2 separate regions of the Mus musculus genome follow, and region 1 is linked to region 2. Evidence: chromatin loops called from intact Hi-C (ENCODE). Cell type or tissue: left cerebral cortex. All regions are shown on one strand. Each heading gives the region's core, and the rest is flanking DNA. Links, peaks and the distances in the headings are about the cores only.

Region 1 (2,904 bases), core at 86-2,585, 66 kb after region 2:
ACTTTGACTTCCAGTCAGCACATGTGGGTGACAGGCTGCCCTTTTCACGGTCATAGGAGCATGCAGTGCTATAGAGCAGATGTGCTCAGGGAATCTGGGGAGGTGTGGTCCACCTGGAGCTGGGACACTTCCCTCCATACACTCCCAAACTGGGGGGGGGGGAGGGGCTACAAATCGAGTAGAGGCACAGTAGGTCCACTTAACAGAATCTGACCCACAGAGTTACAGTAGGTCCACTTAACAGAATCTGACCCACATCCACAGGAGTACCTGGCTCCTAGCAGGTGACACTCAGGAGTGTGCTGGGACACAATGAGCTGCAACCCATTGCAGAAATCCAGGAGCCCCATCGGTCAGCAGCAAAGGAGGGAATGGCCCTGCAGAGCACTGCTTCCTTGGGGCCTCCTGGCAATGGTGGCTACCAGCACTCAGTTTAGAGCCCACAAGGCTAATCCCCAGAGGCACACAGGCTGGCTTGCCTAACACAGGACCTTCTGCTGCCCAGTGACCTGACTCTGTCGTCTCTATGTGGTCAGCAGAACCTGAAGGGGTGGGCACCATCTGCTGGCTTCTTGCAGAAAGGCGACACTGAACCAGGCTCCCTTATAGCAACAACAACCCTTACACCGGCTGCCTGTGGTAGCTAGGCCCACATCCCCTCCATATTCCCTTGTACCTAGTGGGTTTTGTTTTTTTTTTGTTTTTTTTTTTTTTTTTTTTTTTTGCTCAGCTGGGATTTGGGGAGGTGCAGGAAACATCGAAGTTCTTAGACAGATGGAGGCCCCAATCCTCAGACCAGCCAGACTGCCAAAGAGAAGCAGAGTCCCTGGTCTTGACCTTCATGAAGCTCTGGGTAGCCTGGCTCCCAAATTGAGGGCCTCCGGGAAGCCATATAGCAGGAAGGAGGGGCTAGAGGTTTGGTGGTCCCAACTGACCCATCTGGTGATAGCAATTTAACATGTCCCCTTAACCCCAACAGGGCTGGTCTTCAGCACCCAAGGTTGATTGGCATTGGCTTTGGTCTGGCTGGTCTGAGGATTGAAGCCTCCGTCTGTCTAAGAACTTTGATGTTTCCTACACCTCCCCCAATCCCAGCTGAGCAAAACCACTAGGTACTAGGGCAGAATTCCCAGGGAAGATGTCCAGTGCTTTCGGTACTGCCTGTGGCCAGTCTGCTTGGGACTGAGATTTGGAGTGTGGCAGGGAGGACAGGGAGAGCTAGACTCTTAGGCTTTGCTGGGTCACTTTAAGAAACTAGATTTTGAGCAGGCAACAACAAACCCCCGCTCTGCTTCCCCCACCCCGCACCCCCCCTGTTTCGTGCCCCAGAATGATATTAACGCTATCTCTAGGTACGGTCTTAAAACAGCAGAGTCCTGAACAACTCTCAGCTGCTCCCCACCTCAAGAGCACTTCAGCCTTTAGAACTTCCCAGGGTGGGGTCACAGGCAGGAGGAGGCTGTGCCACCTTGGGTGGTCTTCCCTTAGCCTCCAGCAGGAAGGGACCCGACAGTGCAGTGGCGCCACCTGCCGACACTTCGCAGTATTGCATAGATCCAGAGAGGGGAATCCAGGCTCAGGGCTGACAGGTCCAAGAGAAAGGAATACAATCACCTCTTCTCAGATTAAGTATCTAAGAAAAGTGAGCACTTTTTTAAGACAAGAGAGAGGGGTGTCCTGGAAAATCCCCAAGGTAAGGTTCTGGGCAGCTAGGGTGAAGTTGGAGAGGCACTAGGTAGAGGGGCCATGGACAAACAGAAGAAGGGACAGCCTGTGACCAGTGTTGTGAGGCGAGAGCCAGGCAAAGGTCTAGGGGCTGCATGTGGATTTGATTTCATGATAAATGTACATATTTTGGAACTTTGGGGGCTGAGCTTAAGAACTTTTCTAAAGCAGAGACTGTCAACCTCAAAGATTAAGAGACGGCATAGCATCTCAGGGATACCGGCATGGGGTAGAGACACAATGCCAGTGGCCCGATGGATATGGAGTGTTAGATGCTTGGACCCTGGGTGGGTCAGTTCTCTAGCCCTGGTTTCCAGGGTGCTCCGCCAGGGTAGTTCAGAGAGGCTCCATTGTGCTGCAGGTGGGAGCTGGGGAGTGGTAGCAACATGGCTGCCAAGGTTTTCATGTCTCTCCTTAGCTGTGCAAACTGGCTAGAAGTAGCATAGCCCCAGTTCACACAGACCTGTGGGGGGTACCTCTTCCTGGATGCAGAGTCCCAGAGAACAGTCATGGGACCATCCTGCGGGACACGGAACTGGAGTGGCATAGCCATGAGGGCACAGACATGAGGGAGCACACTTCCGGGGAGCTAGGGCAAATGGGCTACACCTCTGGGGCTGCAGAGCTTGGCTCTGACGCCAGGGCATCCAAGGTCAATGCAGTCATCCTGGGGGAGTGGGGGAGGGTGTTTTCAAAGAAGCTGAGTTGTAACAAACATCTCACACTGAGTCCTTGGCACAGGGTGTGCAGGTCCTGGGAGAGGAACGAGGTGACATCTTCATTTCCATAGCAACCCGGATGCTTGGCAGGGTGACAGCGGGGCTCAGAGGTGGCAGGTGCACATGGGTGAGCCACGTGAAGAGCCCAGCCTGCTCAGGCAAGTTAGGGAGGCTGCTTTCTATACCAGGGCCCAGGTTCAGCCCACATTCAATCGGGTCCCAAGGGCTTCCTGACATTTGTCCCAGGATTCTGTGGCCCTGAGAGCCTATGCCAGAGCTAAGGCCACTGTTATTATGCCTGTCTGTAGCCTTGTTCCAACACTCTGGCCCTGGTCTGCTGAGCTACTCAGCTTCTTGGCACATGGGTGGACTGGTCAGTGCTTTTACAGGGCCCTGCCCCTTAAGTGATTTACCTGTGGCCATGGGTGGAGACTGATCACCCCTACCTTGCTTCTTTTGC
Region 2 (2,904 bases), core at 201-2,700:
TTGCTACTGTAGAACGTCACAGGAGAGTGACAGAAAGCACGGGGCAGGGATTTCAAATTCTGATGCAGGTAGGGTCCCTTGGTGGTGTGGGTCCCCTGCTCATGGCCAGTAGAGACAAAGGTCTGCCATCTCCTGGGATGAAAGGTCAAGAGATTTGGACTTCTCCAACTCAAACAGGACCTGTCACCTCGTGTCATGTACACTTCTTACCCAGGAAGCCTTTCTCAAGAGTTGTTCCTTAAAGCCATCCTGGATCCTGCAACGGGATCTTTATAAATGATGTCGTGAGGACCACAGGGGCTTTCAGGGAAAGCATGCTGTAAGCTAGCCTTGGTCCCTCTGCACATCCTGAAGGCTGCTCTGTTCTGGTCCACCATGGTACTGCCTTCTGCACTGGGTGGGATGTCAGAGAGGAATGTGTGTTCCTTATTCCTTTAACACTGCATTGTACTATGCCAAGTGTTCACTTTAGTGTCCATCATTCTTTCTATATTCCCCAGATTTTTCATGGGTGATAAAAAAAATGAAAAATATTTTTATCAGCCAGGCAGTGGTGGTACACTGATTTAATCCCAGCACTGGGGAGGCCAGCTTGGTCTACAGAGTTGAGTTTCAGGACACCCAGGGATTTATTTCTTTCTTAGAAAGAAAGAAAGGAAGAAAGAAAGAAAGAAAGAAAGAAAGAGAGAGAGAGAGAAAGAAAGACAGACAGACAGACAGACAGACAGACAGACAGAGAGGGGGGCTGGAAAGATTACTTAGGTGTTACAACAAACACTTGCTGCTCTTGCAACCTGGCTTCAGTTCCAAGTACTCAGAAGGTAGCTTACAACCATCTCTACTTCCAAGGGATCCACTGACATCTTCCTGCCCCCTTGGGATCCAGGCACACACACACACACATGCAGGCAAAGAACTCAGTACACATAAAACAAAACCAAAAATCTCTTCTTTTTAAAAAAAAAAATTCTTTAAAGAAACCAAAGATTAAGGGAGAAATAGGGAGAGGATGTGACAGGCAGTTCCCAAGAGAAACCTCAAATGGCTGGAGGAGTGAGCCCATGGTGTGTGGGCTACTTCACCGGTCCAGCTGAGAGCCCTGCACTGTGAGCAGTCTGTGAGTACAGCCCCCAGCAGCCTCCTGGAAGATCATCCCAATAACAGGACAAGCAGATGGAGGACATCTCTCAGGTGATGAGGGCTTTCCTAACACCCTCAAAGCCCTGGGGAGAACCCCAGCACCACAGAAACTGGGGGTTGTCTTGTGATGTAACCCCAACACTTGGAAGGCAGAGACAGGAGAATCAGCTAAGGATGGAGTTTGAGGCCACATGAGGCCTTTTCTCAAAACAAACAAACAAACAAACAAGGTAGTATCTTTGGCGACTCCGTCAGGTTCATTCTTCAGAGATGAAAGCAGTCTAATAGGCACAGTGAGCAAAGACACTTGGTGGCGAATTTTGTCATCTCCAGAAACAAACACACAGTGGGCACTCAACAGTAGAAGGTGTGTCCCTGTGCCAGCCTAGGGGGAGTTCACAGCCGGTACGGGCTCCTGCAGTTGGGCAGGAGGTCACTAGAGGGTGCTAGGGTGCTGAGCACGGCTGGAGGCTGCTGGGCGGAGCTGATGCTCCAGCCTTGAGCACTGAGTGCCAAGCCTGAGTACTCACCATGTGTGAGAAAATGCCTTTCTTTGCAGCTTGGCTCCAGGCTGAGCCCACTTGCCTTTCTCATGCTTCTTGTGACCCGTGAGTGTGTAGGTCGTAGCCTGTGCAGGCACAGCCTGGTAAAAGACTTCTGAGGCTGGACACTGGTAAGACTCCAGGTCTACCACCCTATTCAGAAAAAGCTTATATTTCTCTTCTCCATGTTGTTCTGAAGCCTGGCCTGTAACCTTTGAGCCCGCCCCCACCCCCGTCCCCGTCCCCCCCTCCCCCGCCCCCCGGGCCTCCATGGTGTTTGTGTGTTTGAAGCTTTCTTGTAAAGCTGGTGAGAACCTTCCCCAGTCACCGACTCCCGGGCCTAAAAGGTTGCCCAATTTTCAAGCACTTACATTTTTGTTGTTGTTCATAGAGAATAAGGTGTTTGGATGAGTTTTTCTTGCCTATATTTTTCTGTAATAGTAAATGTGTGTAGATGAGCCCCACCCCCAACACGTGCCTTTAATTTTTAAAGCAAGTAATGTCTGACTTTAATGGGGGGGGGGGGGGAATATCACCTGGACTTGCCATCACGCATTTCTTTCTGCGGGAATTTCTTTGGAAGACTTTTGATCTCCTGTGGTGAAGCAGCTGCCACAGTCTGCAAGCATGCGGAATTCTGTTTTGCCCCAGCCCTCTGCATTTCCGGGGTGGGGGATGGCTGTAAAAGAAGGGTGTGGTGGCTCCTGTCCCCTCTCTGTATCTTCCTGGGATCCAGGCCTTTCAGAGTGTCAGGCATGCTGGGTTTGAACTACGAGTGCTGGCAGATAAGATTCCAGCCCTGGAAATCTGCTGCTCGGAAGGGAAGATGCAGGGATCTGATAGGAGGCAGGGTCTGGCTGAGTTCAAAGTCCACCTTTGAAGGGAGATAGTGCATAGCAGGGGCCCTGGCAGGAAGCTCACTCCCTTTCCCTCTTCCACTCAGTCTCACTCTACCAAGTCAGCCGTGGAATCTCACACCCTGCCTCCCCATGCACGTACCCTGCACATTGCAGGCAGACGCACACATACTTAAGGTCCGGAATCCGAGGGTGAGTTAGTTCCCCACCTCATCCCCTGGAGGCAGCAGGGCGAGCAGCACTGGTCACGTGGCCCTCGTCGCCCTTACTAGCATGTCCTATCCAGGCACATCTGCTTGCCTGGAGCTGCCGAAACAGCTTCGGGTGCCATCTAATGGCTCTGCAGGAAAACTGACCATTACAGC

Evidence for each region. A loop is a pair of places that touch in the nucleus more often than their neighbours do. Peaks named below come from ENCODE experiments on the same cell type or tissue, not always from the same donor. Only the 100,000 strongest peaks of a DNase experiment are listed, where the experiment ranks them.
Region 1: it touches region 2 in a loop (6-fold over the local background); 34 of 42 quality-filtered maps call a loop at or near these places.

The regions. Positions count from the first base shown.
Region 1 is chr7:139,298,128-139,301,031 of GRCm38, forward strand. No RefSeq gene overlaps it. Among named protein-coding and RNA genes, the nearest start is that of Gm32486, 2.6 kb to the left of the region's middle. In left cerebral cortex, for the core only: CTCF peaks have their summits at 566 (motif pointing left) and 1,529 (motif pointing left); DNase peaks (open chromatin) are centred at 1,534 and 2,526.
Region 2 is chr7:139,232,279-139,235,182 of GRCm38, forward strand. All of the region lies in intron 8 of Lrrc27 (leucine rich repeat containing 27), which reads left to right. Gm32315 (a long non-coding RNA gene) reads right to left here and starts at 2,812. Exons shown (of 3, transcript XR_389962.4): 1 at 2,219-2,812; 2 at 2,054-2,114; 3 at 711-1,835. In left cerebral cortex, for the core only: a CTCF peak has its summit at 1,578 (motif pointing right); a DNase peak (open chromatin) is centred at 1,606.